5 separate regions of the Homo sapiens genome follow, and regions 1, 2, 4 and 5 are each linked to region 3. Evidence: chromatin contacts called from ENCODE Hi-C or POLR2A ChIA-PET data. All regions are on one chromosome and are shown on one strand. Each heading gives the region's core, a stretch centred on a gene start or an enhancer-like site at or near the end of the contact. The rest is flanking DNA. Distances are from core to core; before and after follow the strand shown. Region 1 holds the start of HTT (huntingtin). Region 2 holds the start of RGS12 (regulator of G protein signaling 12). Region 3 holds the start of ZFYVE28 (zinc finger FYVE-type containing 28). Region 4 has its middle 27 kb from the start of HTT. Region 5 holds the start of NOP14-AS1 (NOP14 antisense RNA 1).

Evidence for each region. Hi-C counts contacts between places; a loop is a spot of excess contacts on that map. ChIA-PET counts read pairs that join two places held with the same protein, here RNA polymerase II (POLR2A). Pooled maps may share reads with other maps.
Region 1: a loop to region 3 is called in a map of ascending aorta, with 3 times the contacts of the local background. The contact joins the promoter of HTT here to the promoter of ZFYVE28 in region 3. A Hi-C loop is called at or near these places in 3 of 168 maps with a recorded cell type or tissue (ascending aorta and naive thymus-derived CD4-positive, alpha-beta T cell), 7 of 37 single-sample maps with no recorded cell type and 19 of 50 pooled maps.
Region 2: a pooled map shows a loop between it and region 3 (11-fold over the local background). The contact joins the promoter of RGS12 here to the promoter of ZFYVE28 in region 3. A Hi-C loop is called at or near these places in 1 of 37 single-sample maps with no recorded cell type and 16 of 50 pooled maps.
Region 4: a loop to region 3 is called in a pooled map, with 4 times the contacts of the local background. The contact joins the enhancer-like site here to the promoter of ZFYVE28 in region 3. A Hi-C loop is called at or near these places in 1 of 168 maps with a recorded cell type or tissue (naive thymus-derived CD4-positive, alpha-beta T cell), 2 of 37 single-sample maps with no recorded cell type and 10 of 50 pooled maps. POLR2A ChIA-PET finds 5 or more read pairs at or near these places in 1 of 52 experiments (H1).
Region 5: a map of CD4-positive, alpha-beta memory T cell shows a loop between it and region 3 (7-fold over the local background). The contact joins the promoter of NOP14-AS1 here to the promoter of ZFYVE28 in region 3. A Hi-C loop is called at or near these places in 3 of 168 maps with a recorded cell type or tissue (CD4-positive, alpha-beta memory T cell, naive thymus-derived CD4-positive, alpha-beta T cell and uterus), 2 of 37 single-sample maps with no recorded cell type and 13 of 50 pooled maps.

Annotation. Positions count from the first base shown.
Region 1 is chr4:3,073,333-3,076,032 of GRCh38, forward strand. HTT (huntingtin) reads left to right here and starts at 1,349. Exons shown (of 67, transcript NM_001388492.1): 1 at 1,349-1,756. The coding sequence starts at 1,494. It also overlaps HTT-AS. RefSeq lists silencers at 405-1,024, 1,175-1,614, 1,725-1,794 and enhancers at 1,955-2,184, 2,195-2,244.
Region 2 is chr4:3,291,717-3,294,416 of GRCh38, forward strand. RGS12 (regulator of G protein signaling 12) reads left to right here and starts at 1,305. Exons shown (of 18, transcript NM_001394154.1): 1 at 1,305-1,383. RefSeq lists silencers at 611-720, 901-1,380, 1,391-1,440 and an enhancer at 2,094-2,679.
Region 3 is chr4:2,417,335-2,420,034 of GRCh38, forward strand. ZFYVE28 (zinc finger FYVE-type containing 28) reads right to left here and starts at 1,311. Exons shown (of 13, transcript NM_020972.3): 1 at 951-1,311. The coding sequence starts at 989. It overlaps CFAP99 (cilia and flagella associated protein 99), which reads left to right and starts at 1,621. Exons shown (of 16, transcript NM_001193282.4): 1 at 1,621-1,759. RefSeq lists an enhancer at 1-30 and silencers at 1,036-1,195, 1,316-1,545, 1,786-1,835.
Region 4 is chr4:3,046,359-3,049,058 of GRCh38, forward strand. It overlaps HTT-AS. Among named protein-coding and RNA genes, the nearest start is that of HTT, 27 kb to the right of the region's middle. RefSeq lists an enhancer at 1,352-1,711. Within about 2 kb of position 1,258, at least 14 of the 41 ENCODE cell types and tissues checked have a DNase peak (open chromatin) inside an H3K27ac peak, as active enhancers do.
Region 5 is chr4:2,934,223-2,936,922 of GRCh38, forward strand. It overlaps NOP14-AS1 (NOP14 antisense RNA 1), which reads left to right and starts at 1,324. Exons shown (of 4, transcript NR_015453.2): 1 at 1,324-2,700. It overlaps SLC75A1 (solute carrier family 75 member 1), which reads right to left and starts at 603. Exons shown (of 13, transcript NM_001146069.2): 1 at 547-603. RefSeq lists enhancers at 1-183, 1,441-2,640, 2,443-2,682 and silencers at 24-243, 473-782, 943-1,052.

The sequences.
Region 1 (2,700 bases), core at 99-2,598, 660 kb after region 3:
CGTTTGCCCCTCTACCACCCAAAAGGCAGGAGGCTCTGGAGACCAGGACCCTGCCCGCCACGGCCTGTGTCCCAGGCGTGAGGGGGTGCCCCACAGACCTCTGCTGAGCTGCTGCTGAATGACGCCCCTTGGGGGTCCTGCCGGAAGGTCAGAGCAGGGGTGCACTCCCATAAAGAAACGCCCCCAGGTCGGGACTCATTCCTGTGGGCGGCATCTTGTGGCCATAGCTGCTTCTCGCTGCACTAATCACAGTGCCTCTGTGGGCAGCAGGCGCTGACCACCCAGGCCTGCCCCAGACCCTCTCCTCCCTTCCGGGGCGCTGCGCTGGGACCGATGGGGGGCGCCAGGCCTGTGGACACCGCCCTGCAGGGGCCTCTCCAGCTCACTGGGGGTGGGGTGGGGGTCACACTTGGGGTCCTCAGGTCGTGCCGACCACGCGCATTCTCTGCGCTCTGCGCAGGAGCTCGCCCACCCTCTCCCCGTGCAGAGAGCCCCGCAGCTGGCTCCCCGCAGGGCTGTCCGGGTGAGTATGGCTCTGGCCACGGGCCAGTGTGGCGGGAGGGCAAACCCCAAGGCCACCTCGGCTCAGAGTCCACGGCCGGCTGTCGCCCCGCTCCAGGCGTCGGCGGGGGATCCTTTCCGCATGGGCCTGCGCCCGCGCTCGGCGCCCCCTCCACGGCCCCGCCCCGTCCATGGCCCCGTCCTTCATGGGCGAGCCCCTCCATGGCCCTGCCCCTCCGCGCCCCACCCCTCCCTCGCCCCACCTCTCACCTTCCTGCCCCGCCCCCAGCCTCCCCACCCCTCACCGGCCAGTCCCCTCCCCTATCCCGCTCCGCCCCTCAGCCGCCCCGCCCCTCAGCCGGCCTGCCTAATGTCCCCGTCCCCAGCATCGCCCCGCCCCGCCCCCGTCTCGCCCCGCCCCTCAGGCGGCCTCCCTGCTGTGCCCCGCCCCGGCCTCGCCACGCCCCTACCTCACCACGCCCCCCGCATCGCCACGCCCCCCGCATCGCCACGCCTCCCTTACCATGCAGTCCCGCCCCGTCCCTTCCTCGTCCCGCCTCGCCGCGACACTTCACACACAGCTTCGCCTCACCCCATTACAGTCTCACCACGCCCCGTCCCCTCTCCGTTGAGCCCCGCGCCTTCGCCCGGGTGGGGCGCTGCGCTGTCAGCGGCCTTGCTGTGTGAGGCAGAACCTGCGGGGGCAGGGGCGGGCTGGTTCCCTGGCCAGCCATTGGCAGAGTCCGCAGGCTAGGGCTGTCAATCATGCTGGCCGGCGTGGCCCCGCCTCCGCCGGCGCGGCCCCGCCTCCGCCGGCGCAGCGTCTGGGACGCAAGGCGCCGTGGGGGCTGCCGGGACGGGTCCAAGATGGACGGCCGCTCAGGTTCTGCTTTTACCTGCGGCCCAGAGCCCCATTCATTGCCCCGGTGCTGAGCGGCGCCGCGAGTCGGCCCGAGGCCTCCGGGGACTGCCGTGCCGGGCGGGAGACCGCCATGGCGACCCTGGAAAAGCTGATGAAGGCCTTCGAGTCCCTCAAGTCCTTCCAGCAGCAGCAGCAGCAGCAGCAGCAGCAGCAGCAGCAGCAGCAGCAGCAGCAGCAGCAACAGCCGCCACCGCCGCCGCCGCCGCCGCCGCCTCCTCAGCTTCCTCAGCCGCCGCCGCAGGCACAGCCGCTGCTGCCTCAGCCGCAGCCGCCCCCGCCGCCGCCCCCGCCGCCACCCGGCCCGGCTGTGGCTGAGGAGCCGCTGCACCGACCGTGAGTTTGGGCCCGCTGCAGCTCCCTGTCCCGGCGGGTCCCAGGCTACGGCGGGGATGGCGGTAACCCTGCAGCCTGCGGGCCGGCGACACGAACCCCCGGCCCCGCAGAGACAGAGTGACCCAGCAACCCAGAGCCCATGAGGGACACCCGCCCCCTCCTGGGGCGAGGCCTTCCCCCACTTCAGCCCCGCTCCCTCACTTGGGTCTTCCCTTGTCCTCTCGCGAGGGGAGGCAGAGCCTTGTTGGGGCCTGTCCTGAATTCACCGAGGGGAGTCACGGCCTCAGCCCTCTCGCCCTTCGCAGGATGCGAAGAGTTGGGGCGAGAACTTGTTTCTTTTTATTTGCGAGAAACCAGGGCGGGGGTTCTTTTAACTGCGTTGTGAAGAGAACTTGGAGGAGCCGAGATTTGCTCAGTGCCACTTCCCTCTTCTAGTCTGAGAGGGAAGAGGGCTGGGGGCGCGGGACACTTCGAGAGGAGGCGGGGTTTGGAGCTGGAGAGATGTGGGGGCAGTGGATGACATAATGCTTTTAGGACGCCTCGGCGGGAGTGGCGGGGCAGGGGGGGGGCGGGGAGTGAGGGCGCGTCCAATGGGAGATTTCTTTTCCTAGTGGCACTTAAAACAGCCTGAGATTTGAGGCTCTTCCTACATTGTCAGGACATTTCATTTAGTTCATGATCACGGTGGTAGTAACACGATTTTAAGCACCACCTAAGAGATCTGCTCATCTAAGCCTAAGTTGGTCTGCAGGCGTTTGAATGAGTTGTGGTTGCCAAGTAAAGTGGTGAACTTACGTGGTGATTAATGAAATTATCTTAAATATTAGGAAGAGTTGATTGAAGTTTTTTGCCTATGTGTGTTGGGAATAAAACCAACACGTTGCTGATGGGGAGGTTAATTGCCGAGGGATGAATGAGGTGTACATTTTACCAGTATTCCAGTC
Region 2 (2,700 bases), core at 55-2,554, 870 kb after region 3:
TTAAGTATCTCTCTCTCTTTGTCTGGCTTCCTGTAACCGCTCTGGCCGCGCTCCTTCAGCCCTGCAGGTGAAAACAGTTCCCTCCCTGCTGTTACCTGTCCCAATTCAGCACCGCCCTGTGGCTTCCCGGCTCCCGGACCGCGCCTCTGCCAGCGGGAACCCTGCTGGACTCTTAATTAATTGTCCCACTGAGAATGCCATTGGTTTCCTCCTGGGATCCAAACTAATCACACAAGACTAGATGATGGAGAGCTGCCAAGAAACCATGGGGCGGTGGCGGGGACGGAGGGGAAGCGTTTTGAGCCCATCAAGGCAGGTGACAGGAAAGAAGCAAACCCGAGAGGGGCCGAGTCCCTGGGCGGGCGGCAGGGCTGGAGCGTGAACAGCAGCGACGGATGCGTCTCGAGGGAAAAACGCGGCGGGAGAGAATGAGGGGAAGGCAGGAAGGAAGGGGCAGGGAGACCCAGCGCCGGGGAAGGAAGACACGAAGAGGGCGAGGAAGGAACTCCGGCCTAAAGGGTGAAGGCGGCGGCTGGGACAGGGCCAGAGGCGCAGGCCGGGGCCGGGCAGCTCCTCCTCTCGTGCCAGCGGTGCCTCCGGTCCCGCCCTCGCTGCTGCCCGCGCTCCGGGAGGGGCAGACCCGCTGGACGCCGCAGTCACCGCGCCGCCTTCGCGGGCGTCCCGGGGCCCGGAGGGAACGGCCTTTCCTGGCTGTCCCCGTGGCTTCGCCGCGGGAACTCACGCCGCCCCCGAAGCTGCCGCCAGCTCCGGGCATCTGCCCAGCCGAAAAGCCAGGGCGCCGGGGCCTGACTCCCCACAGCCAGGTTTCCCGGGCACAGAGACCCAACGGGAGCGGGACTTCCTCGGACACCGACGGCGAAGGACAGAGACAGCCCAGGCAGGGGCGGCTCCTCCCGGCCACACCGACCTGCCCTTCGCAGGGTGTCCCGGGCCAGCGGAGGCAGAGAAAACCAGCTTGCGGGAACGCAGTCGCTCCCAGCACCAGGGCCGGGCCAGTGCGGGTACACACCGTGCGCACCAGCGCCGCCGCGCCCCCAACGGAAGTCCCGCCCCCGGCCGTGGAGGCCCCGTCCCTCGCTTCTTCTCATCCCTGCTTCCCTGGCAGTCCCGTTACCACGCTGTCCCGACGCGAAGGCCCTCGCCCCGCCCCGTGCCCCGCCCCCGCATCGCCCCGCCCCAACCCCACCCCCTTGGCCCCGCCTCACCAGGTTCGCCCCGCCCCTCTCCGTCCCCGCCCCTCCTCCGGCCTCGGCCCCGCCCTCGCCTCGACCCCGGGGGGCGGTGGCTGCCGAGGCGACCGTTGCGCGCGCGGGCGGTGGCGCGGGCCGAAGCGCCCGGAGCGGGAGCGAGCGGCGCGGCCCGGTAGGTGTGCGGGGCCGGGGCCGGGGCGGGGGCAGGGCGCGCCGCCTCCGCTCTTTCTTTCGTCTCCGGGGCGCGCGCCCGCGCCCTCCGCCTCCCGGCCGATCCCGGCCAGCCCTGCGCGGCGCCCGTCCCCTCGGGGTCGCCGCCCGCCCGCCCTGCCTTTTGTTCGCCGGCCTGACTCAGGCTCCTGGTCCCGGGCCCGGCGCGGGGCGGGGCGGGGCGGGGGCGGGGGCGGGCGGCGCGGGGCGCGGGCCTGTGGGGCCTCCGGCCGGGCGGGTGCGCGGCCTCCTGGGGCCCCGCGCTGTGAGGCCCGCCCGGGCCCTTGGCGGGACCCGCGGGGGCGGCGCCGGGCAGGGGGTCCCGCGGGCGAGATGCGCCCGGGAGCGCTGGGAGGGTTCCCTCGTCGGACTCCACGAGCGGCCGCTTTGTTAGGGCAGAAGCTGCCTTCCGAGACCCGAACTCCAGACGCACTGCAGCGACCTGGGGTCGCCTCAGCCGCGGTGCCGCGATTGTGCAGTGTAGACAGAGGGGTCCCAGAGCCGTGCGGTGTAGACAGAGAGGGGCCCAAAGCTGTGGAATGGGGACAGAGAGGGGACCCAGAGCTGTGGAGTGTAGACAGAAAGGGCGCCCAGAGCCATGGAGTATAAACAGTGGAGTGTAGACAGAGAGGGGGCCCAGAGCTGTGGAGTGTGGACAGAGAGGGGGCCCAGAGCCGTGGAGTGTAGACCGAGAGGGGGCCCAGAGCCGTGGAGTGTAGACAGAGAGAGGGCCCAGAGCCATCTAGTGTAGACAGAGAGGGGACCCATAGCTGTGGAGTGTAGACAGAGTCTCATAGCCGTGCAGACAGAGAAGGGGCCCAGAGCCATGGAGTGTAGACAGTGGAGGGTGAACACAGAGGGGGCCCAGAGCCGTGGAGTGTGGACAGAGAGGACCACCTGGCCTCTCACCTGCTTGGTCACTTGCTGGGAATGTGTCCCTGGGCAGGTGACCACCTTCTCTGTGCCTGAGTTTCCTCATTGGACCTGTCTTTGGAGCTGCTGCAAGGGCTAAGAGTGTCTTTGTCTGAAGTCCTCAGCGTGGTCCATGCCGTCCTGTGCAGGGCCCTTCTGAGGCCACAGGGACGTGCAGGATGGCCGGCAAGGCCTGCACAGAAGGGGCGCTGGGGGGCCTTCCCAGGCAAGGCAGCAGCCCCACCATTCACAGCAAGGAGACTACCAAGGAGGGCAGAGAGGCGGCTTTGGGCAGCAAGGGCTGCTGGGGTGGAGTCCTGCTGGCCTTCCCCTAGAGAAGGCGACGTGGGGAGGGCAGAGCAATTCT
Region 3 (2,700 bases), core at 61-2,560:
ATCCCGCGCCGAGCGCGCCCGGCCCTGCTCCGGCTGCAGCGGGCACGAGCCCCAGGCGGGCGGCGGGGACGCAGCGCCCGCAGTGCGACTGGCGCAGCCGCTGAGGCACGGGGCGCGCCGCCCGGACCCCGACCCCGCGGCGCTAGGAGAGGCGCGGGCGCCGGCTGGAGAGCCGCACCTCCCGCCCCGCCGAGGCTGCTGGCCACGGGCGCGCTCGCCCCAAGGGCCGGGCGGAGGACCTGTCCCGGATTCCAGAGGACGTGGGTGGGGAAGGGACAAGGATAGGGACAAGGGAGGGGACGCGAACTGGGCCGAGGTGTGGGTCAGTCCTGGTTCGGGAAGGGAGGCCGTTGGCAGGGCCATCAGGATCCTCTCTGGACATGGAAGGACGGGTCTGCCCTGGACCCAGGGATTGGGAAATGTGGGTTCTCTCAGAACCTGGGGAAGTGGGGAGAGGGTCTGTTCTGGAGTGCGGAGGGAGATCTATTCCGGGCCCAGGACAATGGGGGTGGGGGCAGGACGGGAATGAGGGGGCATTCCTGGTGCAGGGAGGGGAGACGGAGAAGTAGTAGGGGGTCTGCTCCGGGCCCGCGGGCTGGGGACCACGAAGTGTAGGAGGGCACCGTCCAGGACCGGGATGAGGAGGGAGAGGGGCCCGTTGTGGCCCTGGATAGAGGGGGAGGGAAAGTGCGCCCCGGCCCGAGAGGAGGAGCAGGAGGGTCAGTCCTGGACCCGGGCTTAGGAAGCCGGGAGGGAGGTTCGGATCCGCCTCAGAGACAGGGCGATGAAGATCTGTCCAAGTCTTGGAGTGGAGGGAAGGATGTCGGCGGTGGGGGAAGAGGCCGGCCACGGACAGGGAAAGGGAGTCCGTCTTGTAGGGCGGACGGGCGGTCCTGGGGAAGGGAGAGGCCGCGACGCGGGGGGCGTCCGGCCCGAGCGGGGCCGCTCACCTTGGGTTTGTAGAGCCACTTTCGGAACCTGTTCATCATCGCCGCGCCGGCCCTGGCCGGACTCCGGGCGGCCCTCGCCCTCCGCAGCGCTGCGCCCGGGCCCGGCTGAGGCGCGGGGCGGACGCGGAGGCACGGCCGGAGCCCCCGCGCTGTCGCAGGGAGGCTGGCTAGCGAAGCCCGGAGCGCCGAGCGGGCGGCGGGCAGGTGCGCGGGGCAGGTGCGCGGCCCTGAGTATGCTCTGCAAGCGGCGCGCCGGGCAGACCTCAGACCCGGGAGTGGGCGCTCGGGCGCACGGACAGACGCGGGCACGGGGGCGCGCGGCTCCTCGCTGCTCACTGACACCCAGCGCTCCGCTGGTCACGGCCGCCCCGCGCCGCACATGCGCCTAGGGCGCCGCGAGCCCCGGGCCCACCGCGCGCTGCGGGCGGGGCGGGCGGGGCGGAGGCGGCCCAATCCCTGCGCGGGCGCCGCACCCCGCCCGAGGCGCGCTCCCTGCCGGCGGGGCGACCCGCCGCGCCCGGGTATCCAAGAAACTACAAGTCCCGAAAGGCATGGCGGGGAGGTGGCGCCCAGGGCTTGGCGTCCCGGGCCGCGCCGCGGCGCTGTGTATTGTGGGAGTTGTAGTCCACCCGATGGCGGCGGAGCGTGCCGCCGGTTGCTAGGTGACGACGCCAAACAGCCGCGGCGTCCTGCCTACCGGGAGCTGACGGACGACGACTGCCAACACCTTAGCCCCAGCTGGCCCAGGAAACTGCTGCGGTGGCAGGTGGCGGCGGCAGGAGGGCTCGGCTGCCCCGAGCGCCCGCCAGGTACGGGGGCGGGACAGGTGCGGGGCGACGCGCCGCCGATTTTCATGACCTGCCGGCCGGTTCCCTCTCGCTCGCTGCTCATCTTGCTTCTCCCAAACACCTCTTCTGTCTTCTTCCCAGCTCCCCGATGAAAGTGAACGGTGCCTCTTTTTTTTTTTTTAAATCACCACTATCAGCGGTGCGTTCTAAAAAGATACTCTTCCGCCCTCGCTACTCCCCCCAGTGGTGCCCTAATTTGTACCTTAAAACGCTCACCTCAATCTGAGTACCTGCTATGTGTCAAGCAGAGAGCTAAAAACCCACACGTGGCCTCACTTAAACTTCCCATTGACAGCCAGAGAAGCAGGCACAACGAGGCCGGCGTGCCCTGGCTGTGGGGGTTGCATCCAGATCACGGCGGATCTGGGTCGGCCTGACCCCACAGCGCTGCACTTTTCCCTGCCGCACCACCACCACGTCTCTGGCTTGTTGTGAAACGTGCAGATGTAAGACACAGGAGATGGAAGTCATGCCCCCCTCGGTTCAGAATTGAGAAGTCTGACCTGTTCCTGCTTGTCCTCACTGGCCAGTGCCAGGTGCTCAGAAAGGTCCGTGGGCTCCATGACCACTTTATTCCAACAGACGCGATGTGAGCCTAGGCGCGCTGGCATCTAAGATTTCTCTTAGTTGGGGGTAGGGTCCATGTTTATTTTTGAGTAACTGATTGATTTTCCCTACTCTCCTCTTCCTACCACCCAGTCGACCCTCTGAAGGGCAAAACCCCTCTGGAGTTTCCCCTTATCTCCAATTCCTTCCCACTTGTTCTTTCTGGAAACTACTCCCATCAGATTTTCACCCAACCACTCCTCTGAAGCTCTTTATCAAAGTCATCCTTGACCTTGATGTTGCAAAATCCGATGATCGGGGTCAGCGCTCATCTCTTCCTTGAACTGTCACTACCA
Region 4 (2,700 bases), core at 8-2,507, 630 kb after region 3:
CAGTGTACGAGTGAAGTACGGCTGCTGGGATTGGCCAAGACTCAGGTACTGCCACAGGTGCAGACTCCCAAGTGAGGATGTCAGGGTTTCAGTCTTGTCTACCAATTAAGTTAGGTTGCAGTTCGTCCACAAGGACTCAAATAGAGAAGTATGGAGTCCTTCTCAGGCCATATTTAGTTTGCTTTAACAATTCCACCCTTTTGGTCATTTTCTCAATTTTGAGAGATTGACCAAAACTTTAGTCATTGATGTCACTATCACCATCGTAAATGTACTTATTTGGTCCTGAAACCCTCTGAGAAACAGTAGAACAGTGAGTTTTGCAAAGGTAGGAACAAGGACTGAGGGTACCTCCTTATGCTGGAACGTCCTGTTTATAGGGGAATCTGTTAGGATCTATGTGTTTCCTTAAAGTCTTAGTTTGATTATGTCACATTTAGCATGAGTGACTCCATTTTTGTTTGGCTTAGTCTGTTGGGACATAGTGCATGAGCTCAGTCCAAAACAATGGCCTCCCATAATTTTATTTTAATAAATTCCCCTTTCTGTCCAGGTTCTCACTTAGGTGAGTGTGGGCGGCAAGCCACCCAGCTGCCAAGGCAAGACCCCGAGGGCACAAGCTGTTCCAGTATAATAAAAAATATATATATAGAATAAGAATAGTTATACTAGGCCGGGCGCAGTGGCTTACGCCTATAATCCCAGCACTTTGGGAGGCCGAGGTGGGCAGATCATGAGGTCAGGAGATCGAGACCATCCTGGCTAACACGGTGAAACCCCGTCTCTACTAAAAATACAAAAAATTAGCCGGGCGTGGTGGCGTGCACCTGTAGTCCCAGCTACTCGGGAGGCTGAGGCAGGAGAATGGCATGAACCCGGGAGGCGGAGCTTGCAGTGAGCCGAGATTGCGCCACTGCCCTCCAGCCTGGGTGACAGAGCGAGACTCTGTCTCAAAAAACAAAAACAAAAACAAAACAAAACAAAACAAAAAGAATAGTTATACTAGAAATAGATTATAGATATGATTAGATATGACTATTATCAATCATTAGTTTGTGGCATTACTCTATTCCAATATTATAATAATCTTTGTTCTACAATTATAACCTAGGAAAAACCAGGCCATACAGAGATAGGAGCTGAAGGGACAGGGTGAGAAGTGACCAGAAGACGAGTGTGAGCCCTCTGTCACGCTCAGACAGGGCCACTAGAGGGCTCCCTGGTCTAGTGGTAATGACAGTGCCTGGGAAGGCACCTGTTACTTAGCCGACCAGGGAAGGGAGTCTCCCTTTGGCCAGGGGAGAGGGGCGGAGGGGTTAGAGAAGACTCTGCTCCACCATCTCTTGTGGAAGGCCTGACATCAGTCAGGCCCGCCCACAGCCATCCGGAGGCCTGACCATCTCCCTGTGATGCTGTGCTTCAGCGGTCACGCTCCTGTTTCACTTTCATGTTCCGCTCTGTACACCTGGCTCCATCTTCTAGATAGCAGTAGCAGAATTAGTGAAAGTGCTAAAGTCTTTGAAATGCATAGAAGAAATAATGACGTAGGCTGTCTCCTCTCTCTCTCCGCCTCGGCTACCAAACAGGGAAGGGCACCCTGTCCGGTGGACACGTGACTTGCGTGACCTGACCTATCATTGGAGATGACTCACACTCCTTACCCTGCCCCCTTGTCTTGTATCCAATAAGTAACAGGGCAGCCAGGCATTCGGGGCCACTACCAGTCTCCGTGTCTAGGTGGTAGTGGTCCCCTGGGCCCAGCTGTCTTTTCTTCTATCTCTTTGTCTTGTGTCCTTATTTCTGTGATCTCTCATCTCCGCAGGTGAGGAGAAAAACCCACAGGCCCAGTAGGGCTGGACCCTACAGGCGAGAGTGTGACCAAAACTTAGGGCCTTAGCACCACTCTCAGTTACCATCGTTTTGGGTTTCTGGTCTCAGCACGTCATTCATAGGTTACGGTGTCCTCATGGTCACACATTTCTTTCAGCTTCTGCCATTCCAGTTGAAGAGAGACCATTTGTTGTTCTAGAGATGGCTGCATGCAGACATTTAAAACCTTTGAGAGAATGCAGCGCACCAGGGAGACTATTATTATGATTACTGGGAGGATAATACCAAGAGTTTGCAGTATGCTCCTTACCCAGGGTCCCTATACACCAAACCACCCCAAATCAAATAGATCAGACAATGAGCTAGATAAGAGGCTACTCACTCAACTAAGTGGCCTTTTCATTAATCTCCCACAACTGAATCTCTATAATACCTGATGTATTTCTCCCTAGGCCACAGGTGCCAGCAGCTGCACAGGTACTACTTTTCTGTTTAGTCAATTCTATTATTTAGCATACCTTTCACAAGGGAATTGAAAGTCTGTTGTGTAACTATAGCCTTTACAGTAGAGTCTGCTATACAGCCTATCATGAGGGATACATTTCTGGTTATGGCCTCTTTTACTCTAAACCATGGAAAAGTGATGCCCTTCTGGAAGAGTAAAGCCCTCCTGGCAATGCCCTCTTTAACCCATAGTGTGGGTTAAGAGGAGTGAACCGATATTCTGTTTCTGACTGATTACAGGCAACATATGTCTCATTAAAGTTTCTCACCTACACTGGACCTTCATCTTTTATCTATCAAAGTATAAAGTTATCCGTGTATAAGGCTGGCTGCAAAATCCTTCACAAATGAAAGTATACCCCATAA
Region 5 (2,700 bases), core at 74-2,573, 520 kb after region 3:
GGCCGCGCCTCCCACGCCCTCGTAACAGCGAGAGAAAACTTGAAGCCGCGGGGAACCCGGATCCCGATCCCGATCCCGATCCCGATCCCAACCCCAACCCCAGCCCCGGCCCGCGCCCCGCGATTCCGGCCCCTGGCCCGGACTCGGTCTCCCTGGCGGGGGCCATGGGGTGCACACCGGACGCAGGAGCACCCCCAACCCCGCGCGCCTCCCACTCCGCCATCCCGCGTGCGTCCCGGTCCCGCCCCCACCCCGCGCGCCCCCGGTCCCGCCCCCCACCCTGCGCGTCCCCGGTCCCGTCCCCCACCCTGCGCGCCCTCTAACCCCCACGCCGCGCGCCTCCCACCGCCCCCACCCCGCGCGCCCCTGGTCCAGCCCCACACCCCGCGCGCCCCCTACTCCCCTACCCTGCGCACCTCTCACCCGCCCCACCCCCGCGTACCCCGGGTCCCGTCTCCTCCCCCACCCCGCGCGTCCCCTGTCCCACCCCCAACCCGAGCGCCCCCTACGCCCCCCACCCCGGGCGCCCCCGGTCCCGCCCCGCACCTGCCGCGGCTGCGCGCTCGGGACGGACGGTCGCACAGACGCGGAACAGGGCACCAGGCACGCCGCCAGGGGCGGGACGGCCACGCCCGGCCACGCCACGCCCCGGAAGTGACGTACATCTCTGCACGTTCTCTTCCGGCCGGAGTCAGTGGCGGGGTTCTCGCCGGTCCTGCGGGTCGCTGCTTGGCTGTGGGTTAGCAGCACCCTGAGCGGAGCGGAAGAGCTGCCCGCCGCCGCGTAACCCCGAGGCCGAGACTCCTGGCCTGGCCTCCTTGGGCCCACGACGCCTGCCCCGCGGAGCGGACCCATGGGCCTGAGGTTTGTGTGCGGGGCCTCAGGCGAGCGCTGGCGCAGCCTGTCCCCCATCGTCTGCGCCCTGCGGGCCTGGCCCTCCCCGTGGAAGGACCGCGGGCTTCGGGGCCCCACGCTGGGGGGCTGACTCCTGCCACACACACAGCGGTGGCCGCGGGCCTGGGGCGGCAGCACAGCCATTCTGCTCGGGCTGCGTGAGCTGACCCCGCTCTCTGTGCACCTACTTTTGCTGCGTTTGGTGCTGAGCCTGAAGTCCCAGGACAGGCGGCTGAGGGGGAAAGATGGTGTGAATTGGGTGGGCAGAGACAACTGAAAGCCACAGGACCCGGTTGGCACCTTTTTGGCCGCCTGCGCCTTTGCCTGCAGCCCCGCTCCCTGGGTCACCCGAAGGAGGAGCTGGCGCTCTTTCCGGGCGCAGAAGCACCCGACCCACGCTGGAGGAAACGGTCCCTCTGGGCAGGAGAAGCTTTGGGCCTGGCTGGAGCACACTCACGGAACCACGCCAACGCCTGGCCTGTAGCCAGCTCCCACCTCCCCTCCCACCTTCTAAAATGCTTGCGGATCTCACGTGGCCGACCCTAACCAGATACACATGGGGAAAGGAATCAGGTGGCACACATACCGCCTTTACTCCATAGAGAACTTCCAATTGTGGGTAAGAACAAAGCCCCACCTCTTCCTAATAGATGCAGTTTTCCACCTGCAGCCAAAAAGACAACCTGTTATTAGCTTTTTTCCCAGAGGACAGGCATCTCTATGAAACTGCCATTGCAAAATTTGCCGACAGTGAGATAACCAGCTCCATTTTGCTTCTAACCTCCATGCCCTCCTTGTTTACTGCTGCACGCAGGTTGAACTGTGGGAGGAACTTAGTTTAAAACAAAGATGATAACAGCCCTTTCCCAAAGGAAACCTTTCCTGGGGATTAGCCTGCTTTTGTGGGACCAACAGATTAGCCACAAGATTAGAAACTACGGTTGAAGAGTCACGCAGCGGGAGGCTACAGGATTCTGACCCTCCCCAAACTGCTCCTGGCGATAACATCACCATCGTAAAGCCTAAGATCAGCACTTGGTGGGTCACCTGGCACCACCCAGGCTCATCTGATGTTGTGGCACCCAGGAACTGACTCAGTGCGAAAACAGCTTCGACTCCCTGTGATTTCATCTCTGACCTGACCAATGGGTACTTCTGACTCACTGGCTGCCCCCCACCCACCAGCTTATCTTTAAAAACTCCAAACCCCAGATGCTCAGGGAGACCGAGTAATAATAAAACTCCAGTCTCCCACACAGCTAGCTCTGCGTGAATTACCTTTTCTCTGTTGCAAATGCCCTTTCTTGATAAATTGGCTGTCTAGGTAACAGGGAAGGTGAACCCACTGGGCAGTTACACTTTTATCCACCCTTCCAGCTGGATCACGCGCCCTCTTCAATGACATGACACGCAGCTAGAGTGTATGAGCTTGCTGCCGGCACCTTCCGTCCTGGATCGCATAGCAAGGCCTCAATGGACAGCCAGGTGCCTGGTCCGGTCCCACTTTTTTTTCTGTCCTGTTCTCGTTTCCTCTTTGCTTGGCCAAAGAGGGTTGGGCCAGGGTCCTGAGTGCAAAGGCTTGGCTTGGTGAATTAAAGTGGCAGTAGCCGTGTGGCAGAGAAAATTTGTAGATGGGTGAAATCCTGGGCCTACACAGTGACAAAGTGTATATAGACAGCCAGCCTAGTTGGTGGATGTGACAACCCCAGACTCTTCTAGATTTGTGGATCCGTGCACCTGCCAGACCTGTCTCTGAGCCATCTGGGGAGGCTGGGTAAGATTTCCCCCGTCAGGGCCTGAGCCTCA